Regions from separate parts of the Homo sapiens genome. Here all the other regions are linked to region 1. A link is a loop called in an ENCODE intact Hi-C map of the cell type or tissue named here. Cell type or tissue: endothelial cell of umbilical vein. All regions are shown on one strand. Region 1 overlaps CTIF (cap binding complex dependent translation initiation factor). Region 2 overlaps CTIF (cap binding complex dependent translation initiation factor). Region 3 overlaps DYM (dymeclin). Region 4 overlaps CTIF (cap binding complex dependent translation initiation factor). Region 5 overlaps DYM (dymeclin). Region 6 holds the start of CTIF-AS1 (CTIF antisense RNA 1). Region 7 overlaps CTIF (cap binding complex dependent translation initiation factor).

Region 1 (4,000 bases):
TTTGTTGCTTTATTCCCAGGGAGGCTTCCCCCTGCCACCCAGTGTGCTTCGGTGTCAGCGCCCGCCGCTGCAGAGGTTCTGCACGCAGGGAACAAACTCCTCTCCCTGTCGGCCTCTGCCCAGCACGCTGTGGATGGTTCATCTGCCACACACACAAAGCAGTGCGCTGGAAGGAAAGATCTGGAACACTGAGCCCAGGGCTTCGCCCCATCCAGGTGGGTTGCCCCCACATCTCCACCCCAGGTGTTGGCTTTGACCACCTGGAAATACGCAGCGTCACTGAGGACTCTGCTGAGGTTTCTATCTTTGGTGCAAAGGGAATGAGCCTTCCAGAAACCCTAATCCCCAATGGCCCGCCCAGGGCTGTCGGGACCCAGGGGTCCTCTGAGGCATGACCAGTGACAGGAGCAGTTGCTGGAGTCTGGGGGACCATGTTGTCCTTGAATCACCAAACCATTTGCAAATCCATGTCCTGGGTTGTCAAACAGGGCACAATTCTTTGTCCTTCATTTGAGCAAAATAATGGTAAAAACCAACCAACCAAAAATCTCAGCAGCAGATAGAAGGGGATAGGGGAAGGTGATGTCAGTGACTCCCTGAACTATCCAGAAGTAGTGAAAAGCCAGTGGCCTGCAAGTAGGTCGTAAGGCAGTGGTTCTCCAACTGTTGCACGCATCAGTATCACAGAGGGCTTGTTAAAATGCAGACCACTGGGCCCCTCTCCCAGAGTTTCTGGTTCACTGGGGTGAAGATAGAACACAAGACTTTGCAGTTCTAGCAAGTCCCCAGGTGATATTACTGCTGCTGATCAGGGGCCACACTTTGAGGACCTGTGCAAAGAGCTGCAGAGGTGAATAAGATACGCTTTTGGCTCCCGGGATCATGTGTGTTTCAGGGAGAGATGCATGTGTGGGTGAGGCATGCATGTGTACCAGTGATGTGGAGGGGCAGCTGTGCTCTAGGAATATATTAAGTGCTGGAGGAGCCAGGTGAATCAATAAACTAACGCATTGGAAAAGTCCCTTATCAGGGAGGGCTTCACAGAGGAGGTGACCTCTAAGCAGAGTCTTTGAAGAACAGGTGTGGGGCTGGGCACGGTGGCTCACACCTGTAATCCCAGCACTTTGGGAGGCCGAGGCAGGTGGATCACCTGAGCTCAGGAGTTCAAGACCAGCCTGGCCAACATGGTGAAACCTCATCTCTACTAAAGACATAAAAATTAGCCGGGTGTGGTGGCACGCGCCTGTAATCCTAGCTACTTGGGAGGCTGAGGTAGGAGAATTGCTTGAACCTGGGAGGCGGAGGTTACAGTGAGCCAAGATCGAGCCATTGTACTCCAGCCTGGGTGACAAGAGTGAAACACCATCTCAAAAAACAAACAAACAAACAAACAAACAAAAACCAGGTGTGGGGCAGGCAGGCAGGTGGATGAGGTGGGAAGGACACTGAAGGCAACTGGTGCTGCTGGATCAGGGGCTTGGCAATCAGTCACCAAGCTGAGAGCACAGACAGACTCGGAGTCACAGGAAAGAAGCCGGGGGTGCCAGCAGGCCCTGGGCTAAAGGAAAGTCCAGGGTTTTCCATAGGCCCTGAGAATCAGTGAAGGATTTTTAAGCAAGGCAATGAGAAGTTTGCCTTTCTGGGTCTCTCAGTTTCCTCGTCTGTAATGGGGTTGTAGGTGGAAGTTCTGGGTCTTTTCCAGCCCTGGCAGGCTACGAGTCAATGGGGAAAGGAGGGAAAGAGTGGTAGCATCCAGCTGGGGGCCCCACTCTGGAGGTAGCCCCTTGCAAAGGACAGGGACCCAATGGCCACTCACTCACTTGGTTTGTTTGGCCATCGGCTGCCTCCAGATCCCTGGCCCAGCCTGGGAAGTGGAGGCAAGCAACTGACGGTGTCACACACACTGTGAATCTCTCCTGGGCCTGACCCCCCAGCCCCCCTGGCTGTATAGAACAGAGGGGCCTGGGATTGTGCAGCAGCTCACAATGGAAGGAAGAGGGTGTAGGAGGGAGGTCCCTGGGCTGACCCTGGTATTGTTCTTGGGCCAGAGGAAAGCTTCCTCCTGCCTGGCCGCTGCAATGCTGGAAAAACGCCTTCCAGCCAGTAAGAGTCAGTGTGTCCTGGGGGGGCCGCCTGCCGGCGGGTCAGCCTGGGAGCCGAGGCCCATTCACAAATGCCTGCTGGAGAGCACGTAGCCCTGTCCGTCCCCGCCCCCTCCACCACCACTGCTCCCAGTGACAGAAGCAGGGGGAAACTAAAATAACTGGGCTTCTCCGCCCCTAAACTCACCGCTGCCAGGAAGGAGAATGAGACCAGAAATGGGACATTGGCTAATAAAGGAATAATGGATGCTTCACACCCTTGGCGACACCTTCCTCTTCCCCCAAGCCCCGGCGGCTCCTTCCACAAAGGACAGAGGAGGGAAGATGCTGGACCGGCAAGCAATCTCAATCAACCAGGCCTGGCCCAAGTCATCAAGGGCATCGCCAAATTGGCTCAGGGAGTGGGAGGATTAAACCAGACCCTGGAAACTGCTGAAGGACAGGGACGGCAAGGCTGCGGGCTGTGTGGCCCCATTCATCAAAGCGGGTGGACGTGTGCAGGGTGGGTCTGCCTCTGGGCATCCGTCGACAGGGCCACTCAGGCCAGCCTGGGGCCTGCTCACTGTGTACCGGGCACCCCTGCTGGCCTCTTCTCAACCCTGAGCTCATTCCTCCAGCAGGGCTAGGCCAGCAGCTCTTTGTCTGTGTGATGGCCTTGGCCCAGCTGAGACCTTGAGGAAGGCTGTCCTCAATCTGGCCTTCTTTGAGCCTACTGTCCCAGCTCCCTGTCCCATGCTGGCCTCAAGGCCCTACTCCCTGAAGGATTAAGCCCTCTGATACTCATCAAGGGATTCTGGATATGGTCTGGCCCAAAGTAGGGCATGGACAGATGACCTCTCCACTGGGGCCAAGTCCTACTTTTAAAGGGCTCTAGCCTTTGTCCCTAACAAATAACAAAACTTCTTCCCTGGTGCCTGGAGGGAGATCCTGGGAACTCCCTCTTGGTCTCCAGGAGGAGGGCATAGGCTCAGTCAGGCCCTGTCCCACGGCTTCTGAATCCTCCTTCCATCCTGCATTTCCTTGCTGGAGAGCATTCGGCTGAGTCCCTATTTGGTCAGGTCCCAAGACGTCCAGGGCCACCCCCAACTGCTCTCCCTACATACAGTCTCCCCTCTCGAGGACTCCTGGACTCCCCCACTCTCAACAGCCTCCTTTTCTCCTGACCATAATTCTCTTTCTCCCCATAGGTCCCTCTCCCCTCCCAGGCCACCCCCCAAGGCCCAGTTCCAGGTCTACCTCCTCCAGGAGGCACAAATGCATGGAGGGGCATAAAAAAGGGGAAAACCTCAAAATTGGCCTAGAATCAAGACCCCCAAAAAACCAAGAAACCTCTGTGGGCTGATGTGGTCTGATTTATCCAGAATAGTTTCATGCAGGAGGTGAAATTGGAACAGGGCCATGAAAGAGGGGGAAGATTTGAGCAAGAAAGAGGGAAGGACATAAGAGGAAAGAGAAATGGGTGAGCAGAAGACTCCCCCAACAGTCTTTTCTGTCTAAGGTCAAGGGCAGGAAGACAGTCACCCTTTAGGTCTCAGTCTCAGGAGGAGCTGGGGAAAGCCAACAGTCCCTGCCCTCCATCTCCCACCCGCCAAGAAACCCACAGAAGGAAGCTGTTGGACCATCTCCAAGCGCAGTTCTTATCTGCCAAGCTTGCCAGTTCTCTGCCTGCTTCCAGATGTGACTACCACTTCATGAGGCCACATCACATCTGCAGAGTGTTTTTTAAGTTCAAAAATCCCTGTCATTATATGAACTGGTTTATTGTATTTTGACTCTTAGCACAGCTTTGCAACGTAAGTTGAACAGGTATATGACCCCCAACTTTACAGCAGAAGAAATGGAAGCTGGAAGAAAATTATTTTGGGTGAATTACACAATGTTCTGTGTGCAAAGCAGAA
Region 2 (4,000 bases), 100 kb before region 1:
TGGGTGCCTCTGGGGCTCGGTGGACTGGGGTCAGAGGGCGGTGGTCGGCAGGCAGCGCTTGCCTGGAGGCAGCCTCCGCAGGTTTCCCCCGGCCTACGGGATGGTGGCAGCCTGCGGCAGACAGCAAAACACTGAATTCCCAGCCACGTGGGAGGAAGTGTCTCCAGCCGAGAGGATAGAGGAGGTGGGGTGGGGTGGAAATCCCAGGTGTAAAGATGAACTGGCAGTTCAAGCTGCAAGTTACTGTCAGGGTGAGGCATGCAGCCCCAGGGTCGGAGGCCTCCCCAGGCTGTACCCCACACACTCAACAGTTCCTCTTATCCCCGGGCTCCTCAGTGCCAGGAGAGCTGGGTATCCAGGTGAACCGTGCTGTTCTGGAACCAGAGTCCTGAGCTCCAAGATTTATTGGACTGGTAAAATTTGAGGGTTGCCCACATTTTATTTTGCTAAGCATTTTTTTTTTTAAAGCTTCATCCGTCATATCATAAAAGAAAGGACAACTTAATGCCAATATGGTAGGAAGGATGCAATCTCAGAGTAGTAGCCAGTCCTTCCCAGAAAGGGCAGTCGACGACTTTTCAAGTCATTCCATACATAAGCCGTGCTGGTGCAATGTAGACCAGCTGTGGTTGGTGGACTGGCCCCTGGGAGCCCCCCAGCTAGGCCTCCCAGGTGGTCCAGACCTGTGGTGGCCTACATGGGACCCTGTGTCTAACAGGCCTGGATCCCAGTTGCTCTTCCCAGCTAAGACATCAGCCTTTCCCAGATAGGAAGGGAGGGACAGTACACCCTGTCATTCACTAAAGGTTAGGACCCAGGACAGGTAAATGTTAATTGGAGATGAAGGAGAAAAACATCTGTAATCTGGGGTGTTCTGGGAAGCCAGGCCTGGGCAGGGGAGAAGGGTCTACAGGCGAAGCTCCCCACTTCCCACTCCTGCCCCATGGGCTCTCTGAGTCTGGTGGCTTGGTAGCCAGTGGAGTGGGGGTGGGTGGTGGCAGCTGCCCCGGGCCACAGGCGTGGGCATTCCTCTTCTAAGCTCCACACTCACACTCAGCCCTGTTTATAAGGCACAGGAGCCAAGGAGTCTGTGTGGCCCCGCCAACTCAGCCCGGAGGCCCAGAGGAGGGAACCCAAGCCGAGGTTGGACTGAACCACATCTCATGCCAGCCCCAGGACCTGTCCGCCTGCAGCTTCCCAGAGCCTCGGGCACCTGACCTGTGGCCCTGTGGGTGCACTGAGGGCCTGGGATCTGGGCCAAGGAGGGGAAAGCGAATGCTGAGAAGGCCTTGTGGGTGGGTGGCATTCATGTCCCCTGGGCGCTGCACGCTTTAAATAGCTCAGCTTCTCTCCCGCTCACAGTCTTGTCACCCCTGCCAGCTCCTGCCTGAGTTTCCACATCAGAGAGGGCTGATTTCCAGGTCAGGATGGGGAGCGGGTGGGGGGACAGGGGGACCTGGCTTCCTTGGGTGGCAGAGGCTCAGGAGAGGAAAACAGAGTGCTGCCCCCATCCCTCTGCAATCAGTGGGACTTTATGCTCCAGGCCAGGCAGGGGCCCTGGAGCTTGATGGGCAAGGGGCTTCATATGGCTTCCCCTGTCTCCCTGGAGAAGTCCATGCCCAACCCAGGCCACCTTCTACTTGAATCTGCAAGCCCATGACCAAACACCCCCACCCAGAGAGCTCTTGGACTTCACCCTCCACGCCTGCCCTGGGTCCTGGTTCTGGCAGGGCTCACTTGGCTGGGCCCGTGACCCACCCCTGCCTCCATGGAAACTTCTGGGTCCCTAAGTCTTGATCCTACCCACCCCACCCTCCTGCCCACCACTCAGCACCTAGTTCATCTAAGGCAGGTCTTTAATCAGCAGCCCCAGCCCCTGCTTCAAAGCAGTTTGAATCAGTACAACTCTTTAACATTTACGTGGCACTTTACAGTTTACAAACTATTTTCACGTCCTTATTTCATGCGTGCTATGCAGAGCAGTTATAAATAATCCCCATTTTACAGCCAATGAGACAGAGACAGCCAGAAATATTAGGGGAAGTATCCAAGTTCATATGTCAAATTAGTGGTACAATCCAGACCGAAACCCAGGCCTTTTACCGCACTAAGAATGCTTCCTCTCCTGCCCCCATGCCCCCTCCCTTTTCTACTGTTTGACAAGGGGGAGAGGAGGGGAGACTAACACAAGACAAGGGGAGGAGAGGGGAGGGCCACGTGTCTTCTCTCCCAGGCCCTGAACCCTGCTGCTGGCTCCATAGGTCACTTTCACAACCCAGAACAAAAATCTCGCTAGATATGGCCTCAGACCGCCCGGCTCCAGCCACCCTCGCCGGCAGACGCATGCAGATACACAGAGAACGGGCTGTTATCTCTCCTCTCCAGCCCGTTTCCTCCACTTCTCAAACAGCAGATTTCTTCCAGCCTGGCTGCCTCCCCTGGTCACCACCCACAGCCACTGGCCCCTGGGGCCCGGCCAAATCCCCCGCACCCTCTTTGCCCTAGACTGTGACGCCGAGTCTCTGCTAATCAGACAGTCGCCTCTGCCCTCCCAGCCGCCGCCCCCAGAGTTCCCTGGAAATGTCCCTTCTGCAGGCCCGGCCCCCGCTGCGGCGCACGGCTTTGTCTGCACACACAGCTGACTTGTGTTTGCAGGGACAGACAGGGGCTGGCGCTGGGGCCGGAGCCAGGAGGCACTAGGAGGGTAGAGCAGATGGGGAAAAACACAAAGTCCAGAGGACAAACTTTTGCAAGCAAACCCTTTGGGGTCATTTGGGAGCCTGACAACAAGAAGAGGGGGGCTCACAAAGCCAGAAGCTCCGTGAAGGCAGGGATGGGGGGGTCTTCGCCTTCTGTGACTCCCCCAGCAAACATATTGGCTTGCTAGTCTTTTGCGATCTGAGTACAGGAAAAATCATGCCAGCTAGGAGGGGATGGGATGACAGAGGAGTCCAGGGAGAGAGGGAGGGACAGATGGGCCTCCTGAGGCTATCAGCACGCCCCCCTCCTTAAGCCCTACCCCTGCACTCTGCCCTGCTAGGTACACAGAAGGAGATCCATAAATGCTGGTCATGCTGAAATGGCCTCTGGCCATCTTGCCCCTGTGGGGCCCTTATTCCACTGGCTCCCCAGCACGCTGCCTCTTGTGTGCGGACCGGCAGGAGGGAAGCCTGGGAGAGTGGCTGAGACAGCCCAGCACACCATGCATGCATCTTGATGCATGCTACATGAAAGGATCCCCCTTTATCAGGCAGAGAACCCAGTGTCCACAGTGCCCCGCCAAGCTCGCAGGGAGGGACACGCATGAACCGACGCGGCAGAGGTGCGTGTGCCACGTGCTGGATAAAGTGTCCCTCACCCTCCCACAGTCTCCCTCCAGCCTTTGCAGTTTTGAGCCTGATTTTGAACTAACACCGGGACACCGAGATGACGGGGTCATGATAAATCAAGTTGTATGGGGGTGGGAGGAGTTTTTAGCTTTTGTTTTGAAAGGCATAGCAGCACAGTGAAGAAAGCGATTTACAAGGTGGCTCTTTCTCCGGGTAGCACTCTGGGCTGTGTGCTGAGGAAAGCTTAGAAGGGTTTCTAGAGGACTGAGCAACCCAGGCTGCCTTGGCTCACACCCCAGGGTCCTCACTTCTTAATCATTTAGTGTTAGAAATGACATAGCGCACAGGCTCTAGTTTTTTTTCCTCTCTCCCTCTCCCTTTTTTTCTTTGCAGGCTTGGCCTCTTACACTTAGTGATCTGTAAGGAAGGGACCAGTTAAAGGTGCCATCACCCTTCCTCCAGCCTAGACAGGCAACGGAGGTACACAGCCTCATCTGAGACACAAGCTGCTTCCTTAGGACTTCTGCTGCTGGAACCTGTCATGGGAGACTCTGCCACCTGACCTCCGGGGCTGCATGCAGATGGTGCTCACAGATGCCCATACCCCACAGACCAGGGCCCACCTTCACCCAGAGCTGCAGCCTCCAGCACCTAGGGCTGCCAAGTGGAAG
Region 3 (4,000 bases), 560 kb before region 1:
TATATTTGGCATCATGAGTTTGACAACTTCCTAATAATTTAGACTTTTGTTATAACATCAATGATGTTAGTAAATATGGATTTTAAAAACTATTATTTGATGAAATGTGTCAACATTTGGAAGATCTGCATAATTCAGTGAACCAATATCTCTCAAATGACTAAAGGGGCTTTTTCATTAACTGTATTAATGTTAACATGTAATGTGTTTATTATTAAATTTAAATGAATTAGTAAATATTTAATATTTTCTCAGTTTTAATATCTGTCAGTATAACTGACATATGAAAAAATTCTTTGGGGTTCTCATTAATATTTTTAAGAGTTGAAAGGGGCCCTGAGAAAAGTATAAGAACCAGCACTCTAATGCCCTTTCAGGATGAGATAGGTAGAGTGGATGTGAGCATGTCTGTATTACAGAGTTCAGTGTATATACTTTTAAATATCTACTATTTCTGAATTATACCTTCCTTCCATCAGTATAATCAATATTTAACTATATTTGTATTATTCATGCTTCCATTTAATAAATATTTATTGAGAACATAGTTATCAGAGGTTGAAAGAGAAGGGGTATACAGAATATATAAATCATGTTTATTCTCTGTAAGAGCTCATGGTCTCTATTCTAAAAAGTCATAAAAAAACAATGTTACTGTACTAAATTGCCTTTTAAGTTTATTGCTTATCTTGCCTGGGTGTGGTTATGAAATAAATTTGTTGCTGTTGTCTATTTCTGTGTAACAAACTACCCCAAAACTTAGTGGCTTAAAACAACAATTTGTAATGACCTCCACAGGGCTTTGGGTTGATTGCTTAGCTAACTGATTCTCTACTTGTGGTCTCTTGTTTGCCATCGTAGAGCAGCTGGGCTGGGTGTCCAGTGTGCTCCCATCTCAAGGCTGGCAGTTGATGCTAGCTGGGAGATCTGTTGAGGTGTTGCCTGGAACACCTCAGTTCTTCTTCTTGTGACCTTGCTATGAAGCTTGGCCTCCTCACCGCAACGCAGGCAGGTTCCCAAGAGGGGACATCCCAAGAGTGGCAGAAACTATAAGGTTTCTTATGGCCTAGCTCAGCTATCCCTGAATGTTACATTTTATTGGTCAAAAGCAGGTCACGAGACCAGCCCAGATTCAAGAGGAAAGAACCACAGAAGGGCATAAGTGCTGGGAGATGTGGTTCATTTGTGGCCATCTTTGGATGCTAGCTGCCACAAGACTGCTAGGAGACTGTTGAATTAAGTTTTATAAATTATTGCTTATTGTAGCTGGGAAAATGAATACTTTCATTCTTAAGATCAATATCCAGGCTTCTGTTCAAAATAGAAAATTTAAGCTGAATCCATTCAAATGCTATTCTTTGCATTTTTTTCCTTTAATTTACATTTGACATTAACATTCTCTCCCTGACTTTTTCCCATAGTTTCTTCTGATGAGCAGGAAATGTCCACTATCTAGTACAGGTGTCTTCACTTATAGTCAAAATGGAAGAGGAGCAAGTGCACAGAGTTCCTGTAAGATGCATGTTCATGTGGCTGCACTTGCTGGCCACTGAGTTGTTGATATTGACCAAATCTTGTCTTTAGTCTGAGAAAATGTAGGGCTGTGTTATCTTGTGGCAGTGTGGCAGGCTGGATGTTCACTCTGACAATAACAGCTCAAGTTCTATACAAGAGAGGCTGAGGGGCAGCATTTGGAGGGTGGAGTTTGAGGGTTGTTTGCAAGTGCCATTTAAACAGCATTCACAGTGTCTCCAATTTGATTATGTATTCACAGTGGCTTGGAAATCTGGCTGGAGGAGTGTTTCTTTTTTTTTTTTTTTGAGACGGAGTCTTACTCTGTCACCCAGGCTGGAGTGCAATGGCATGGTCTCAGCTCACTGCAACCTCTGCCTCCTGGGTTCAAGCGATTCAGCTGGAGGAAATTTGATAGGGAGATGCTTTAGCTAAAGCTCCCCCTTGGTGGTGCTGTTGCACTATAACTTCCAAAGAAAACATCTTTTTTGTTGCTCATTTTTTTAAGCAAACATTTTATTGGACACTAAGGTGCACCAGGCTCTGTGCTAGGCTTAGGGGAACTAATACAACAGTTAATATCCTTATAGTCTAATCCTGGCTATTAACTTTCTTAACATCAAGAGTGAAGAAATAATATTATTATATACTATTATATTAAATAATAATATTAATACATAGCTAATTAATTCAAGCCAGATCCATTGCTGCATGTAGACACTATGGAGGCAGTAACCAATTTGCCTAAAGATGATGCATTCACAAATTTCACAATTTTAAAGGTTACTTAAAAGGGTATCACATAGCTCTTAAATATAGCTTAAAATGCACAGTTTAAGTCTAATAAGAAAATTGCAGTTTAAAACTTCACTGACATGCTATTTCTTACCTATCAGATTAGAAAAATCCATTTTCCAGGTTATGTGGAAACAGACCGTCTCAAAATTTTCTGGTTGAAGTGTAAATTGGTACAACTCCTATGAAGAATGTGGTAATATCCATCCAAATTTCAAATAACATCACCCTTTGACCCAGCAATCCTACGTGCATTTGTGCAAAATGACAATGTACTAGTTTATTTTGGGAGTATTTTTTATAATAGCAAAAGATTAGGAACAACTCAAATATCCACCAACAGAGACCTACTTAAATATGGTACATTGATCTAGTAGTGTGCAGCTGTAAAAAAAAAAAAAGAGTAAGGTACTGATGGAAGGCTCTTTCAGATATATTACGTGAAAAATACAAGATATGAAATAATACATGTAGTATGTGATTAGTGCAGGGGAAAATAATATTTGTTTGCATTTATCTTTGTTTACATGCAGAAACTCTGGAAGGACACACAAGAAACTGATAAAAGTGGTTATGGGGTGGGAGGAGAGCTAGCCTTTTCACTGTGTATGTTTTTCCTCTCATCTCTTACCATGTAAGCACCAAAGGGGCAGTGATCTTTATTTTTTTCACTAATGGTATCCTTATAACAATACATGGCACATAAATATTTTTAGAATAAATGATTCAAAAATAACTCAAAGAACAAAAGTAACATAAGCTGATTACAAAAAATAGAGACAAACTTGAAGCCAACTGTTAATATAATGTCTGCTTCCAAGTAATCCTTAAATTGATGTCTTGTTGTATAACACTCTAGATGATTTTCTACTTGCGTATATGCAATTTAAAAAAAAAGTTTTATAGGCATTTTCCATAATATAATCTATGTTGAAAGATATATGGCCTCAAAATATCATTGAATTTATCCAGTGAATATTGCTAATGCCATATATTACGACATTTAAGTTGTTTATATAAATGCATGTCTAGACACATACAAACAGCTCTGGAAAGAAAATATTCACTCATGCATCAGAGACAGTGTATGACAGTGTGAACACTGGAATGGGAGACCCACCTCCATTTCTTGCCAGCCGTGTGATCTTGGGAAGTTACCTAACCTTTCAGTGTGTACAGTCCTTTAGTACTTGTCCCATAAAGTGATTGATTCCCGGGTTCCAAGCAGGAGACCCTTATGGATAATTTGCTTAATAAAATTGAGCATGAAGATACCTGGATAAGCAACTGCAGGAGAGTTTCTCTCTTCAAGAGGGTAGGGCTAGGTGAACTGCTCCCAGATCTGATGTGTGTCTTGAGCTTCGTTAAGCAACAAGGAAAAAGACTGAAAGTCTAGCAGGAGCAAGTTCAAGATGAGGGACCACTGATTCCTTGGTTCACCTTGCTAAGTTATATTTGCAAAGAGCAGATGGTTTGGACTAATCTGACTCTCGCGTGCATGTTGTTTTCATCCTCTACCTCAGAGGCTGGGAGTTCTGCAGGCCCGGCTCCTACGGAGTGGCCTTTTGGGAGCAAGTTCACATTTTCCTATTTACTTACGTTGTTATTTTTAAAAGACTTTGTTTTCATTTCCCATTGTTAATTGGCTCTTGGAATTTACCCCTGCCTATTTCCCTTCCTGAATCTTGCCATT
Region 4 (4,000 bases), 76 kb before region 1:
TGAGTAACTGGGGCTCAGGGAGATTAGGTGACTTGCCCAAGACCACCCATCCAGTCAAAGGCAAAGTGAGGTCTGAGCCTGCTCAGCTGCGCTCTAAAGCCCGTGCTGTTTCCACTCTGCTGCCCTGCAGTTACATTTAGCAGAACTCTAGAGGACTCGGTGGAGAGGATACTGGGAGCAGCATCTCATCTTCAAGAGTGGATCCAAGAAGAGGTCTGACCTGCCTTATCCTGCCTGAGTGTGGACCCTGGGCCTGGCCTCTGGGGCAAGAGCTTGAGGAGAGTCGGCAGTAGGGGAGGATGGAGGAGAAGCCCAGAACATGGAGCTCTGCGGAAGCCCCAGGAGGAAGCCTCTGTAGGCCCTGCTGCTGTGTGGGAATGGCTGTGGGCAAGTTGGCCTTTCTTGGGACAGTTCCTCTCCAGGGTGACCTTTCCTGTGCCCCTGCTGGGCAGTGGGGTCGGGGGTGGTGGCACTGGGGTGAGCACAATGGACTTACTGCTGCAAGTACAAATCCCCATCCCTCTTCTGGAGGTTTAGGGTCATCTCCTGAAGCTACAGGCCAGGCCAGGACCAGGGTGCAGAAAGAGCCTCCTGGGAGCAAAAGTAAGGAGGCCTCACTCTCGGGTTCATGCTGGCACAGGTAGGCACCTGCGTGATGCTGAGAATGGAGCCACCTTACGGTGTGCACTGTAGAGCACTCCCTGGCCTCTGGGTGATGAAGGCGGGAAACAGGAAGGCTGGAATCAGCCTGCCCCCACTCTGAACAACTCACCTCTGCTCCCCATTCTGGCAGAGACCACTGCCTGGATGGTACTCACCTGTAGAAAAGCTTCAGTTCTTATTTCATAAGCTCCATGTTTCCCCAAGTGCTCTTCAGCACAAACAATATCTAACCCTAGAATATGCTCCCTGCACCTCCCCCATCACTCCCAGGCATGCATCTCTTCCCCCTACTCCCTTGGGCTGGGGGCTGGTTCCAAGTGCCCACCCTGGGCCTCTTGGAGTTTGGAAGGTGAAAAGCCCAAGTGTGCTGGAGGGGTTCATGATGGCCCTACCTGCTGGCAGTGGTGGACCAGTGTGGTTGGTCCCCACAGTGACCGAAGCCCCTGCTTCCCTGTACATGGCTCCCTAGACCCTCAAACCCACAAGGCTCTGCACTGTGCCCACCTACCAAAGTGCCTACCTCTTGCTGTCCTCCCTGGTGCAAGAGAAGAACAAAAATTCAATTACCGGTACCTTTTCCTTTAGCCTTCGCCGCAGTCTGTCTTTGGAAGACTGGAGCAGGGTAATTTTGGGCCGCTCCCCGATGCGCTCGGGAAGAATACTGTCTTTACGTTTTGTCTCAACCTCTGGCCCCCCTGACTGCTGTGGGGGCAGCCGCTCAGAAGCCACCGGGGCCAGGGTGTCAGGGCTGCGGGGGGCCTCAAGGCTGCTGTGCCCGGTGTCCCCTGCAGTGTCCTCCAGTTTTGGGTTCTCGATGGTCATGGTCTCTTTGGCATTGCGGTGTGCGCCTGCCTCCCCCTTGTCGCCTGGTGGGTGCTTCATGTTGCCATGGTGCCAGCGCCGGTTCTGGCTGTAGCCATGGTGAGTGGGCCTCCCTGAGGGGTGGGGTGCTGAGCCCCCCTGGTAGGATTTCTGGTGGTCCCTGTTGTGTTTGGCACTGCCTGGCTGGTGGTCACCATGCTGTTGGGGCTTGTTGCCCCCCGGAGGTCTCTGCTGCCGCCTGCAAACGGAAGAGGAAAGACAGAGAAGGCGATCACTGGGCGGGCTGGTCAGAGTCCCTGTGCCCAGCCGCCAGAACAGGAAGTCATTGCCTTGTCCATATATTCATTCTTCCAACAAACACTTCCTGAGCACCTTCTACGTGCCAGAGTCTGTGACAGCCCCTGGGGATACAGCCGAGAACAGGCAGACCGGTCCTTGCTACTGCAGAGGACCAAAGCCAATTCTTTCCTTAAAATCAGTACTTTATTCGCTTACTAGAATATGTGTGAATGCAAGCATGTGGAACAAAATTAAAAAGATCCAGTAGCAGATAACAGTGAACCCTCCTGCCTCTGACTCTGTCATCACATATGGCCTTTGGAAGCAGCCGTTCCACGTGTGTGAATCTTCCAGACATATTCTATGCATGTACCAGCAAAGATGCATACGCAGACCTGCTTCTTACAAGCACCTTCCTATGAATGACTGTTCACCATAATGTTTTTTGAAAAGTTATATCCCTTTCAAACAACTTTTTTTTTTTTGGAACATTGTCATTTTCACCCCCAAACCCACAAACTACATATGCTATAACAAGTTTTCATGGGCTAAATTGTGTCCCCCATCCACCCCGCAAAACTTCATATGTTGAAGCCTTAACCCCCAATACTTCAGAATGTGACTGTATTTGGAGATAAGACATGATGGATCACCTTTAAAGAGGTGATTAAATTAAACGAGGCTGTTAGGATGGGCCCTAATCTGAACTGACTAATGGCCTTATAACAAGAGGAACCTTTGACACACAGAGACACCAGGGAGGCTGCATGCCCAGAAGAAAGACCACATGGAGACACAGCAAGAAGGTGACCATCTGCAAACCAAGGAGACAGGCCTCAGAAGAAACCAACCCCACCGACACCTTCATCTTGGACTTCCAGCCTCCAGAAGTGTCAGAAAATAAAATGCCTCTTGTTTATGCAGCCCAGTCAGTGGTACTCTGTTACAGCAACCTAGCAAACAGATACAGAAGGAATATTTAACATGATGGGTGTAGGTCAAGACAGGCTCATCTGACAACACTTTCTAAGCACAGGGAACAGGTGTGAGTTGTGCAGCAGGAACAAACCCCAAACTTTTGAGTTGTGGCCAAAAGGCAAGTGAAGGGGTGGTGAGGGACATTCTCATGACCCTTCTGGCTGGCTCAAAGGCTGCTTCCTGCCACTGAAAGCACTACTATGTTCAAACTCCATTTTACCCTCAGGGTGTTTTCCATGCCACAACTTTACTGGAAGTGCAGTTGGAGCACAAGATAAGCATGAATTCTGCAAAGGTTGTAAAATAGTGGAAAGATTTTGCAGAAAGATAATGTTAGCTTCTAAAGAATAAGCGCTGCACCTCCTCCGTGACCTATCTTGGGTACCACAGACCTTCATTGCATTGCATGTTATGAACAAATTGTATTTATTTACTTACAACTTATTGCTTATTACTTATATAAATTCAATTTTAATATTTACTTGATACATTTTTATCTGTGAAAAATTGAGGGTATCCTGGGTTGGGGTTAAATGCATTATTTTTTTCCACTAAAATGAATAAAATTTTTTTTTTCACTGAAAAGCCTCCATTGAAAAGCTTAGTAGCTCATTATCCCCAATGGGGATGACAGTCCCTTTGACACCACCCTGTTGGGGTGCTGGGTACCTTGTCACTGTCTAGGCCCCTCATTGGGCCTCCGCTGGAGTGGTGGGTGGGGGTGTGGCTACAGTTCCTGCAGAGGTGTTTGGCTGGAGGAAAGTAGCTACTGTCTCGAGTTTTCTGTCTTGCTAGGCTGCCCCTTCCCTGGTCCTCTGGCTAGAAAGAGTGGACTTTTGTTGGGGCTCCGTTTGTCTGCTCAGGCCTCATGGTGTTTCTGGGTCTCCAGTTTCTTTAGCTCCAAGTCTGGGATATCTGAGCCAAGAGGAAAACCCCAGGAACTCACCAGTGTGTCATTCTTCAGTTCCCAAGGTCCCTGGCCTGTCTGTCTTCTTTCTACCTTTCAGAGTCTTCTTAGGTTTCTTTTTATATACAGTGTCCAAGGTTTGGGGTTGTCTATATTTATTTCAATAATTTAAGAGTCATTATTAAAATATCTGTAAAAATCTGGTACCCTGAACTGAATCCTGCTGACTAGGCATACCCTGGGCCCTTCTCAGGAGGCCTGTGTGGCATTTTTCATCCTTGGTGTCCAAGTTCAATCTTGTTGGTTTCTGATATACATTCCTGGGCAAAAGCACTGTTGCCTTGACACTTG
Region 5 (4,000 bases), 500 kb before region 1:
AATTTACAATCATTTATCAATTTTCTTTAAGTTCCTTAATGTGGAGTTTACCATAGGCTACTTTCTCATTTCTAGAATATTGACATTTGTTGCCTGTACTGTCCATATAGGTTACTGATAAATAATTGAGAAAGGTGTTCACTTTAACATTGTTTTCCTATTTAAATTCTTTATTTAATATGATTCCCATTTATGAAAATAACAACTAATCACTACCAGAGAACGAGGATGGGCACTGACATCTATAGTTTTCTGGTTTCAAAAGGAACACAGAAATTAAACTTCATTTTGAATAAAAGCTGTCCATGATTTAGATAATAATTTATATCTCTTATCAAGAAAAAAGTCTTCCTTACAAAGATAGACTTGTATATTCTAGCTTAATAAATATTTACTTTTTGACTGAACAGATTAGATTCTTTAATCTGGGACTGTTTGTTTCTATCTAACTAGCATTGTTATCAGACTAGAGTTAGGTTTTTCCATACAACAGATCACTTGACAAATAATTAAATACATCTATTATACAAAAGTAAACTGGAATTAAATACTAACATTTATAGTCTAGGTCATGTAATTTCCTCTACCAAAAGTAAGGAAAATATTAACCCTCTCCACTTTAGTATAAACTTTAAAGAAGTTCAACAGATTCATGCTTTGAATAAAGTATCTTTTGCTTTCTTTTTTTGCCTTAAGTGGAAATGATGGTGCTGGTAGTAAGAGATTATTTTACTGTTGCTATCTCTGCTGATTAAGAATGAACAAAATATCAAAGCATTTACATACAGAGGAAGCAGTAGATACTTCGTGTTAAACAGACCTTGGGCAATTTACTTTCCCTCAGCTCCCTTCTCTGTAAAATAGGGATAGTAATATCTACCTTATGTTGACAATGATTTCTCTAAAGACCCAATCCTGTATTTGTTGTGTAATAGATACTCTATAGATGGTAACTATAAGCCTATTCATCGTTGTTGTCATCATCATCATCATCATCACAACAAAATAACTTTATGGTTTTGACAGACCTGAAGATATATTGTGTGGTAACTATATATTCCAAGTCAAAAGTTGTGACATGGTTTGTAAGCAAATGGTAGAATCACATTAGGTGACATTTTAAGTACTCAGTATATCAAGAAACTTTACAGTAGGTGTCTTAAATTGGACACTGTTCAAACAAATTAGAAATGGAGACACTCTTTAAGCCTAATAGATCTTTACTGAATATTGGTCAAATCTCCTTATCAGTTGTAATTACAGTACAGTGAAAAGTCTGTGTAACCCAAAGCTACTGAGCTTCAGATTTTAAATAACTCATAGCAAAATAAAGTTCAGTAATAGTCTCATACATGAAGGCAGTGAGATCATTATGGAATGGAAAGAGCACTGGATTGGGAGTCAAAAGACCAGAGTTGTTCTGGCTCTCAGAAAGCTTTGTGACTGTGGTCTAGTTGTCACCTCTCTTGTTTTTCATCAACACTCAAAGAAGGGAGCTGGATTACATTGTGAAGATCCCAAATATAATGTATCAATGCCCTTCAGTGTGCTGTAATGGGAATTAACTGTAGCTTTTGAGCCAGCAGAGGGAGCACGAAGCATGAATTTATGTCTGGGTTTTAGGAAAATGGGGGCGTGGTGGGGGGGTTACATGGTTAAACATTAATTACAGTTCTTAAAATAGATTATTTCCTATCAGGTTATACCCAACTTGATTTGATCTATAATATTATCTGGAGATGGTGGCATTCTTAAAACTACTGATAGAATTCTACCTCTGTAATTATCGGTAGTTATAATAAAGGACTATATTCCAAAAGTACATTTAATCCATGGTTATTTCTGAGGATTACTATCGTTTATTTTCTCTATTGTTAGTGTATTTTTATTAGAAAGAATTATAATTTTATCATTTTGGAAATATTCTGTTGATATTGAAATAACTGGGCTATTTGAAACCATAAGAATCTTTAAGTGATACATCATTTATCTAGCATTCTTGGGAATTGTGCAGTTCCACATATTTTCCAAATAACAAAAGTATGTTTCACTAAAGCGCCACCTTAAAAATGTTAGAAAGTATTTGGGATAGAGATCTTGCTATTGCAGACTTTTAGGAGTTTGAAGTAAAGACCTTACACACATTTGAATCTTTTTCTCATTGCTGCAGGGTTGTTGATTTGAGCATGTACTGATGTACTAAACCATAGTGGAATTCTGAGTTTGCTCCTTCTTTGATGTTGAGGCCCATTTTTCTCTTTTTGGTCACACTACTCTTAGATTTTTCCCATTTCCACATATTCCCATTCTGGTTTTCCTTTCTTCTTTGTTGCTTTTATTATTTAGAAGCTTTCACTGAGGAAGCCAGTAACTGAGCTTTCTGAGAACTGTGTTAAATTAAGATTCTAATTTAAGGCCTAAGGAGTTAAATCCATGGCTTTCCTATAGGCATTGATAACAACTTCATTCATGGAAATTGTTCTCTCTTTGTGGTTTCGGTTTATGTATTAAGAGGTTGGAAAGGGAGCTACTTCTTTATTCAGGATGAGTCACAGTAGAGATGGGTTTCTTATGAAGTTACTGTAAATATATGATTGGTTTTGTGGTTTTTCTAAAAAGTAGTTTTAGAACTTTAACTCAAAGAATATCTTATCCACCAGTCAGTAGATAGTTTATTTAAAAGGAAAATGAGGGATCATTAACCCACTGAAACCATTGGTATATACAGGAGGCATTGTGGAAGTGTTAAAAGAAGAAAAGAGGAATGGACATCTGTGCCCTTGAACTTGTATTCACATAAGAAATGAGACAAACCTACAAACAAAAGATAAAGGAAGACATGGGAAAAATGTGTAGGACAAGTATAAATTAATAATTAGGTACACAAAGATCAAAAGGAAGTTGAAATAAATGGATAAAGTTTTTACAGACATAAGATTTTTTTATAGTGATGAAGCTAATAGGTGTTGAAAAAAGGCATTTACCAGTAAAGACCTATAATTCCAGTTAAGGCTTCCTGTTCCTATGGCCATCCCAAAGACTAATTATATTCACTAAATTAAGATTAAGGGCTAAGCAAAAAAGAAATTTCAAAGTTCCAGTTGAGATTCTCAAATTAAGGGTCCAACACCTGGGAAATATTTTGGCTATCAATTGTGTTATAACGTAGTTATAGGTACTCTGCAGCATTTCCCCAAAGTTAGCAGTATCATGTTTCCTGTGACTATCTTTGTAAAATCTGACATATAGTAAACATGCTTTATTTGGTAGGTTTCCCCTGAGAGGAAATTTCTTTACACTTAGGAAGTGCCTTATGACCTGTGATAATAATAACTTCTACCCTGCCATCCTGGCTCCTCTTGCACTCACTGTGAGGTCATTCCACTTTCCAAATGAATTTTCTCTTTCAATGTTATTTCGATCCCAATTATTCCCATAAATTAGTGACACTGTGCCATAGGATTTTTAAAAAACTGGACAGATTTGCTATTTCCTTGGTGTGCAATTTTCTCAAGAGACTAAGAAAGGGTCACCGAAAAAGACAACCAAACTTCTTTCAAGTCAGAAAATCTCTTTCTTTACAGAACATAATTTTCTAATAGAGAAAATACCATAAAACTTCTAATAAGATCGATATCTTTAGAATTGCATACTAATTATAAAAAATTAGACTTTCATCGTAGTTTAGTTTATAAAGGATATATACATTTTTAAAATCCATTGTCCATGAAATATGTATAAAAGGAGTAAAGTGCTTTTTAGATAAATTACCAATTTTTAATTTTGTAATTTTTGCTAAATAACATTTCTGACCAAATCTAGTCAAAATTGGAAAGAAGCCAAGCACAGTGGCTCACACCTATAATCCCAGCACTTTGGGAGGCTGAAGTGGGAGGATCATTTGAGGCCAGAAGTTCAAGACCAGTGCGGGCAACAAGGCAAGACCTCATCTCTGCAAAAAAAAAAAAAAAAAAAAAGCCAGGCTTGGTGACACGTGCCT
Region 6 (4,000 bases), 160 kb before region 1:
GCGGACCAGGCGCCCCAGAGGGAATAATTAGCCTCCTTCCTGCCGGGCTTGCAAACCACCCCGTACAAAGTAGCGACAGTGGATGTCACATGGGGGATGCTTCATCCCACAGCTGGCCCGGGGGCTGGAAATATAATTTGGGGCTCAGGGTAGACACCAAATTCTTCTGGAGACATTGGATCCAGAAGGCAGGGCTACAACTCCAGCGGCTTCTCCTGTGGACCAAGCTCCAGCTAGTGGCCTAGACAGGGGCTAGTTCTGTTCACAGTGCCTGCAGCCAGGAATCCCCAGGACCCTGGGGTGGGTTTGAGACTCCAGGGAAGCAGCTGTGCCTGCAGCCAGTGCCTCCCAGCTTCCCCTTTAGGCCCTCCCCATCCCTTCTGGAAGCTTCTTCTGTGCTCACTGCCCCCAGTCCAAGATCCCTCCTGAGGAGTGAACAGGAAATGCCTAAGGCAGCTCTGAGGTTCCCCTTTTGAGAGGGGGCCTCTGAGGGTGAACAGCACCTTCGGAATCCTCATGCTCACCTGGCTTACATATTTTGAGTGGTTGTTCTATGTGCTCTGTGTGTTTTTAAAGATCCATTTGATCTTTCTACCAGATGATCTGAGTTAGGCACCACTGCAACGCTCTTCATGTCACAGCTACAGAAACTGAGGCACAGGGAAGGAAATGATTTCTCCAAGAGCACACAAGTAGGTAGAAAAATAGCTTCACTCCTGCTCCCCAGTGAGTGCCCACATAAATAGGCTGATGGGGAGAGGCCGGCCAAAGGTGGGGTGATGGCACATCTCGTTTGCCTGGAATAGTTCCAGTTTTCACCTGTCATCTCAAAGTCATTAGTAAAAGCATCCTTTCCACTCTCCAAACTGCCCTGATGTGGATCATATACGGTCACCTAGATAAGGGAGGGGTGCTGGGAGGTTGGGAGTTTTTCCCAGGCCTCCCAGATCCCCTGGGTAGTCCACAGCCCTCTGGCCTATTCCATTTCCCTTCCCCGTGCCTCAGGGCCCCCATTATAAATGGGGCCTCAGGGCCATCTAGGGGCTGGGTAGCTGGGGTGGGGAGGAGGGCTCGAGAGGCTACCGAGTGTCCCATGGCCTAGAGATGGGTGGTTATCATCACAGGAGATCAGAACTCCTGGCTCGCAGGCGGCACCTGAGCCTGCAAGCCCTCCCCACTCCGCAGGGAACAGGATGGAGTTATGGTCACTGGGAACACTGGGCACAGCTCCCTGCTGGAGCGCAGGGCCCTGGGGAGGGCAGATGGAGGAGAGAAGGGTAGAAGAGCAGTTACGCCCAGCCCCGCACTGGGCAGCCCAGTCAGCAGTGCCTGGCCTAGGGGGAAATCTCTGACCCTCCCCACTGAGGCCACCCTCTCCAGGAAGGACTGCACTGTATGTCTGACTCTGCACAACAGAGCTCCTTGAGACAGGGGATAGTTTGGGCAGCCAGGGGCCAGTCCTGGGGCTTGGGGTGGGTGGGAGGCTCCCCTCAAAGGCTCACAGGTCTCTGAAATCACAGGTCCCTCCACAGCCCCGACATCCACCAGGCTGGGACCCCGGGCAAGCAGAAGGGTAGGGCAGGGGGCTCAGGCTGCCATCTGCTTCTGGCTGAGCCTCCTCCCTGCCCCCAGCTCCAGCCCCTTCCCCCAGTCCCTGCCCCTGCTTCTGGCCCCTACCTCCACCCACCTGAGGCCTGGACTTGACCTTGCTGGCTGTGGGGGCAGGGTGTGATAAGTGTCTCCGTGGAGGGAGCTAGCTGCCTGCAAAGGCATTTTCCGCTCTCTAAAGTAAACAATCAAACAGGAAATTAATCGAGAAACCCACATCAACGGAAGGTTCAGGTTGTGATTTTCACAGCCCCAGAGCCAGGAAATTCAAAGTTATAGTTCCCATAGTAACTTGCCTGTAGAATCAGCGACTGCTGGGCTGGAACAAGGCCCTGTGGGGTCACCTAGGCCAGCCCTGGCCTCTGGAAAGCATTGCCCAGCAGTAAGTCTGAGAGTCTTGGGGGTAGGCTGCTCTTCTGAGGCGGAACATTAATCCTGGGAACACTGTGAGGCCAGGGCTCTCCCTTCCGCGCTAACAGGAATGGGCGCTCGGCTGACCTCTCAAGGATTCCGTTGACCCATCTTCTATAATATATTCCCGTATTCCCTCTAGCACTCCCACCCACAGGCCTGCGTTCTATGAAACGGGAATAATACTCACCAGGCCTCCTGCCTCACAGGCTTCAAGGCAGCCAAGAGCGGGGCTGAGCGAGGCCTGGTTTTTCACACTCAGGCCCCACCACCCTCGTTCTACTCAGTCCCATGAGGCCTGACCTCCCCATCCCCGCAGCCCCTGAATCTTGTAATTGGCATTGGCCCATCCCCTGGTTGTTTCTCTTCCAAGAGACGTTTCAGTTGACTGACAAGTCCAGGAGCTTCGAAAACAGCCACCAAGGCAGCTCCATTACTTGAACGTCCCCGTCTCTCCAACCCTCCCACCCCCTGGCAGGACCAAATACATTGATATTAGCTGAGTGCACACTTAACTGCCCCCGATTGAGAACCAGGTAGATTTAATGAAACCGGAGGCAAAGCCTCCTCCACCTTCCAGTAGGTAGGGGCTGTGCGTCTTGGGTGGAGTTCTCTTTTGTGTGTGAGCGCTGAGGAGTCCCTGCCTGGCAGGAAAGGAGATAAGGGCGTTGGAGCTCAGCCCCAGAAGGAAACAGTCTGGAATCCTTCCCTGAGAGCCACCCTGCCCTCCCACCCGAGATGGCCACTGATAGCCGCCTGGCCTTATCAGCCAGGTGCGGGACCCCTGGGATAACACCGGCTGAGGAGACAGTGAGCGCTTCCCAGGCACCGGGCTGGTGGGAGAGGGGCCTGCCCGCCTGCCCGCCTGCCTGCCCACCAGCCTGGCCCCCGAGCCAGCGTCTTGAATCGAGCAAAGCAGTGGCAAGACAGAAGTGGCGCCTGCTGGAAAGAGACAGAGCGTCTCCTTGATTTCCTAACAGGCCCAGCCATATGCCAGGGGCGGACAGGCCAGCTCAGAACGCCGGGCCTGGCTTGCGAAACAGTCCTTTCCTCCTCTGGGTAAGCTTCCCTGGGGGCGACTAAACCACAGTCCAGCCACTCAATTCCCTAGAGGAGCTGGGCTGAGCCGGGGCCACGAGGGCGCTGCCCTAGGCAGAGAGGTTGAGTTCTCTGCTGTCCCAGAGGGAAGCTCAGGGAGGGCCCGGCTGCAGAGGCCACCCATCAGCTCAGAAGGAGGGCCTCCCCATGCCCAGAGCCCAGGGGCCGCTCCAGCCACTGGCCCCTGCTTGCTCACCAACTGGGCACAAGATTATCTGCAAGGCTATGCCAACCTACAGTTCCCTGAGACTGGGAAGAAGCTTCTTAGAAGATTGTTTATGGGATGCCTACATTAACCAGGTGCCCTCTTAAATGTAGGGGGCTTTTACCAACCTCAGACTTTACAGAGCATGAGTCAGGGAGGGCATAAATAACGAGCAAGGGTCATTGGAGGACTTAGAAAAGGGACACACTGGCCCACTCCTCTGCCACCAAGCACGGAATTTTGAAGAAACCTTTGCTTAAACCATGTTCTTTTTTGCATGATAATCTTGGCATGCTGTATTGAAGAAGGATCAACACTTGTAGTAGCCTGGTTTCCAGACAGAGGTGCCCATCTTCTGGGGTGGGGGTGGGGGTGGGGGTGGAGTGAAGCCTTGTGGCAGGAGCTGGGTTGGAGGGCTATCCTTTGGGTGAGGGAGTGCAGCTGGTTCTGCAGTGGGTTTGGGCAGAATGCAGTAACCAAGGACCAACTGGGTAGGGACAGCTGGGCCGGAGACAATTAAGCTCTGTTACTGTTCAGAGAAGAATCGGGCTGTGCTAAGGGCATAATTAGCATTGTGCTCAGAGGAGCAGCCACCCATTGGAGGAGCAGACAGGCCTGGGCTGAGAAAAGGGCCTGGGGCTGCCCAGGGTGTCAGTAGGGATTTGGTAAGTACTCTTT
Region 7 (4,000 bases), 150 kb before region 1:
AGACAGCCCCCTTCTCGCCCCCACCCTGTGAGGCAGGCACCAGTGCTCCCTTGCTCTAGGGAGGGGCTCTCGTGAGCACAGGGATGAGGATTTGGATCCGAGACCATGAGGCTGTTGTTCCTCCCTTTACCAATGTGTGTATGGGAGGCCCCGGGAAAGGAGACCCCCCAGCCCCTGGGCATTGGATGGGAGCCAGGAGGAGAAAGATGAGGTCCCCAGTCCTTGGCAGCTCGTAACCTCTGGACCTCACTCCTTTGCCCCCAGGCCAGGCAGTGCAGGCTTTGCTGTCAAACCCTGGCTGCCTCAGTTTCCTGCCCTTCCCCGCTCCTTATGCGATGGGAAGGGACAAACAGCCCAAATGTGGGCAGGGATGCAGGACTAGTAGCTGACAATTTCCCAGGGTGTCCCACTGGGCCCCGGCGCCCTCTCAGCAGGCTGATGGCAGGTGATGTGGACTAAGCAGGGGACACACTCACAGATGGCATCTATGTGCGGTGCCCAGGAGGAAACCAGAGGCACAGCTTGGGTGGCAGCAGAGCCAGCACCAGAACTCAGATTTCCTGACTCCTAGCTGGTTGTTCCTGCACCAGGCAAAGAGGAGAGGAGTGGAGGAGGAAGGCCTGGCTAATCCTTACCTGGGCATGACCAACGGCAGTCTCCTGGGGCTTCCCACCCTGCTTCCTTGCCCCTCTAGGGGAATGGCAGGTGCTGGCAGTCCAGGGGGACCTGGTGGGATGTTGGGACCTGGAGGGCTGAAGTGATGGGGTTGGTTGGGGATCTCACTCACTGGTGCCTCATAATCGCCCAGGCCTTTGGAGTTGAGGTGTGAGAAGCTGGAGGGCCTGCCCCATACGCATCTTAGGGGGCAGCAGGGTGGTGGAGGGGTCCCCTAGATGCCAGTGGTGACCCCACTGTCCTCCAGGCAGAGCAAGCAGGGCCCACACAGCCCTTAGAATCAGGCCTTGAAAAAGACCAGGCTGAGCATGGGGACCCTGAAGGGCAGCCCAGGGCCTCTCTGGGGGCTGCTGGCTGTGCTCAAGAGGGGGCACCTGATGGGACCACGTCAGCTCCAGGAGAAGCACAGAATATACTTTTTAACTCTGACTTTGTTGCTGGGATCTTGAATGCTCCAGAGCACAGTGGGAGCTGCCTCTTTAGAGAAGCAGCTGCTGGGGGAGGAGGGAGGTGGGGCCTGGAGGTGGGTGGGCTCCAAGGCAGTGGCTCCTAGGGCGGGGGTATGCATTTGTGCCTTCCTGCAGCAAATGTTCATGGGCTAGAGGGCCTGGGGCCATGGGGACCAAACAGCCCGGTGCCTGTCCCCAGGCCACCTACAGTGGGGGGCAGAGGGGTAGAATGACAAATGCAAACAGGGAGCTGGGAGGGAGCCCCCTTTGGATGGATGAGGTGATCAGGGCAGGCTTCTCTGCAGAGGAAACCCAAAGGTTGAGTAGGGGGCAGCCAAGTCAGGGGTGAGGGCAGGTGGGGGGCTTGGTGGGAAGGGACCATGACCGACAGCTCCCACACAGTCCCCTCTCCACACCTGGCCTGACATGTCCTACTTGATCCTCACATAGTCCCATCACTGCTTTATGGACCACGCCAGAGGGGGGAGATCAGATGATCTCCAGTGTGCCCAAGGCCACTCATGGGGGTCAGGGAGCTGATTCTCAAATCCAGGAATATGCCTTGAAAGTCTGGGGCTCCCTTCTGCACTGTGCTTATAGATGTGGGATCCTTAGCTTTCTTGGGAGCATGGATCCCTTTGAGGATCTCGATGAAAAATCTGCACCTCTCCCAGAAAAATGCACCTCTGCACAGGTTCACAGATGTCTGCATACAATTTCAGGGTTCTCAGACCCTGAAGGCCACCAAGGGACCCAAGTACATGAGCCTTACACAGCACAACCTAAATCGTCAATGGCAATGTCTCAGGAGTGTAGGACAGTGACTGCCTCTGTAAGACCATCAGCACAGCCATGGCCACACATGTTGTCTGGAGGATCAGGTGGCCTTTTTCTGTGGCTTTTGAGGTTGAGGCTGGGTACCCTTGTGGCTAATGCATAATGCCAGGATGGCCAATAAAGACACCATAAAAATTCCCTGCCGTGTGCCTGACACTGGACAGATTTAATCTCCAGGTCTTCTGGGAACCCCGCAGAGGCAGGGGCTGTTTTCTCATTTTACTGATGGAAACTGAGGCTCAAGGAAGTGAAGGAATTTGTTTCAAGTCCCAGGCAGTACCACGAACATGGGATTTGAAATCACGCAAGTCTGACACGCAAACCTTGGTTCTTTCCTTTTTCCCTTCTCACAGAGGGTGCTTTTCGCTTCCCGGAAGCTGGCAGGGAGTTCCTCTAAAGCGCAGGTTGGAGTGGTCAGAAGGGAGCGAACTGACAGCACGAGGAAGGCTCAGCGCATGCCAGCTCCACTCACGGGAAATGACTCACTGCAGCCCTGCTGCTCTCGGGCTCCGGGGGACACATCCACATTTCCTGTATCTCGGCTAGAGCCTTGGGCAGTGTGAGCTGGCAGGGCAGATCGCTGAAGGCGGCTAGAGATAGAAAACCACCCAGCTCTGCATCCTGAGACAAAGAAGCCTTTCCCTGGGCTCATATGATAGAGGTACGTTGCCTCTGGGCCTCAGTTTTGCCATCTGTAAAATAGGGTGAAGGTCAGACTAGATTGGGCATATTCAGTGTGGGATCCCCCTAATGACGGCATCAGCATCACCTGGGAAACTGCAAATTCTCCTTTATGACAGTGGCTCTCAAACTTTAATGTGCATTGAAACCATCTGGAGGAGAGGAGCGTTTCCCACTTGAGAACCACACAGCGGGATCAGGGAGGGGCGAACTATAGTCCACCGGCCAAATCTGGCCATGGCCTGCTTTTTATGGCCCATGAGCTAAGAATAGTTTTTTCCATTTTTCAGTAGTTGGGGAAAAAAATCAAAGAATATTTTGTGACATATACAAATTATATGAAATTCAAATCTCAGTGTCCATAAATAAGGTTTCGTTGGCACACAGTCACTCTCAGTCATTTGCATATCGTCTACGGCTGCTTTTTCCGCTATGAAGACAGAGTGGAGGCGCTTGCTCTCCTGGTTACATGCTGCTGCTCACGCCCTACACCTCGCAGGGATGTGGTTAAACTCGGCTTTGCCTCTTGGCCTGCAGAGCCTAAAATATTTACTATCTGGCCCTTCATACCAGACATTTGCCGACCCTCATCTACAGAGAGAAGGGAAAGGAAGAGAACGGGAGGGGAGGGGAGGGGAAAGGAGGGGGAAGGGGAGAGAAGGGGTTTGTGCAAGAGCTGGGGTCCCTTCTGGGGAAAAAATGAGCTGTCAGGGGCTTTTGGAATCTGAGAGAGTCCTGCTCTGCGCTGGGCCAACATTTGGAATCTTTTGCACAGTTGCTTTGAGGGTGATCTGGAAGGCCCCTCTGACCAATAAAGACCTTCCCTCTTGCCTGTATGAAAACCTAACATTCCACTTCTAGAGCAGGGGCTCTTACCTGGGAAGCCCCCCATCCAGAGGCCAGGCTTCGGGGGTTCTAGGTAAGCTTTTAAGCATGCAGGTGTTTTCTGGGGAGAGTTTGGTGGCGCCAGTGACCTTCCCTACCCCTCCCAAATCCCAAGCACCCTTTTTGTTCCTTTGGGGCACACATTTTTCTCTCCCCACCCCTCCTTTCAAAATGTGAAAGTCCCCGGAAGGGGGACACTGTGCACCTACATCTTCCTACCTAGGAAAGGGGTGAGGTGATCTGATGGGACTAGGCAGGCTTTAGGAACGTCCAAGGAGTCTGAGGAGAGGTGGAGGGCGGCGGGGGCAGGGGGGCATTTAGAGAGAGGAAATGGGAAAGAGGGCATCTTTCCCAGAGGGCTGCAGGACCTCCGAGCCCACACTATCTGTACTCATCCACTTCTCCGCATCAGCAAGAGGCATCCAAGACTCGCAGCCCACACGGCTACCCTCCCACCCTCACTGGTGGGCACT

The links. Peaks named below come from ENCODE experiments on the same cell type or tissue, not always from the same donor. Only the 100,000 strongest peaks of a DNase experiment are listed, where the experiment ranks them.
Region 2: a loop joins it to region 1, with 5 times the contacts of the local background. A loop is called at or near these places in 59 of 110 quality-filtered maps.
Region 3: a loop joins it to region 1, with 12 times the contacts of the local background. A loop is called at or near these places in 67 of 110 quality-filtered maps.
Region 4: it touches region 1 in a loop (2.4-fold over the local background); 18 of 110 quality-filtered maps call a loop at or near these places.
Region 5: it touches region 1 in a loop (8-fold over the local background); 72 of 110 quality-filtered maps call a loop at or near these places.
Region 6: a loop joins it to region 1, with 5 times the contacts of the local background. A loop is called at or near these places in 17 of 110 quality-filtered maps.
Region 7: it touches region 1 in a loop (4-fold over the local background); 13 of 110 quality-filtered maps call a loop at or near these places.

What each region holds. Positions count from the first base shown.
Region 1 is chr18:48,679,172-48,683,171 of GRCh38, reverse strand. All of the region lies in intron 6 of CTIF (cap binding complex dependent translation initiation factor), which reads right to left. LOC105372107 (a long non-coding RNA gene) reads left to right here. Exons shown (of 4, transcript XR_007066460.1): 3 at 20-215. Among named protein-coding and RNA genes, the nearest start is that of MIR4743, 11 kb to the right of the region's middle. In endothelial cell of umbilical vein, a CTCF peak has its summit at 2,131; a DNase peak (open chromatin) is centred at 2,061; H3K27ac peaks cover 1,279 bases.
Region 2 is chr18:48,779,870-48,783,869 of GRCh38, reverse strand. All of the region lies in intron 9 of CTIF (cap binding complex dependent translation initiation factor), which reads right to left. It overlaps LOC107985147 (a long non-coding RNA gene), which reads right to left. Exons shown (of 2, transcript XR_001753444.2): 2 at 3,716-4,000. Among named protein-coding and RNA genes, the nearest start is that of CTIF-AS1, 60 kb to the left of the region's middle. RefSeq lists enhancers at 1,433-2,064, 2,695-3,326, 3,959-4,000 and a silencer at 2,692-2,874. In endothelial cell of umbilical vein, no CTCF peak of the experiment used is centred here; a DNase peak (open chromatin) is centred at 2,399; H3K27ac peaks cover 1,673 bases.
Region 3 is chr18:49,236,612-49,240,611 of GRCh38, reverse strand. The region is part of intron 13 of DYM (dymeclin); the gene reads left to right. Among named protein-coding and RNA genes, the nearest start is that of MIR4744, 190 kb to the right of the region's middle. In endothelial cell of umbilical vein, a CTCF peak has its summit at 1,951; a DNase peak (open chromatin) is centred at 1,981.
Region 4 is chr18:48,755,642-48,759,641 of GRCh38, reverse strand. It overlaps CTIF (cap binding complex dependent translation initiation factor), which reads right to left. Exons shown (of 12, transcript NM_014772.3): 8 at 1,237-1,723. Among named protein-coding and RNA genes, the nearest start is that of CTIF-AS1, 84 kb to the left of the region's middle. RefSeq lists enhancers at 974-1,562, 1,563-2,151. In endothelial cell of umbilical vein, no CTCF peak of the experiment used is centred here; no DNase peak of the experiment used is centred here.
Region 5 is chr18:49,176,552-49,180,551 of GRCh38, reverse strand. All of the region lies in intron 14 of DYM (dymeclin), which reads left to right. Among named protein-coding and RNA genes, the nearest start is that of MIR4744, 130 kb to the right of the region's middle. In endothelial cell of umbilical vein, a CTCF peak has its summit at 1,568 (motif pointing right); a DNase peak (open chromatin) is centred at 3,351.
Region 6 is chr18:48,840,567-48,844,566 of GRCh38, reverse strand. The region is part of intron 10 of CTIF (cap binding complex dependent translation initiation factor); the gene reads right to left. It overlaps CTIF-AS1 (CTIF antisense RNA 1), which reads left to right and starts at 2,689. Exons shown (of 3, transcript XR_935449.3): 1 at 2,689-3,078. RefSeq lists an enhancer at 1-29. In endothelial cell of umbilical vein, no CTCF peak of the experiment used is centred here; DNase peaks (open chromatin) are centred at 1,896, 2,846 and 3,026; H3K27ac peaks cover 2,214 bases.
Region 7 is chr18:48,833,314-48,837,313 of GRCh38, reverse strand. The region is part of intron 10 of CTIF (cap binding complex dependent translation initiation factor); the gene reads right to left. It overlaps CTIF-AS1 (CTIF antisense RNA 1), which reads left to right. Exons shown (of 3, transcript XR_935449.3): 3 at 2,315-4,000. Among named protein-coding and RNA genes, the nearest start is that of CTIF-AS1, 6.6 kb to the left of the region's middle. RefSeq lists enhancers at 1-613, 614-1,514, 3,977-4,000. In endothelial cell of umbilical vein, no CTCF peak of the experiment used is centred here; a DNase peak (open chromatin) is centred at 2,453; H3K27ac peaks cover 760 bases.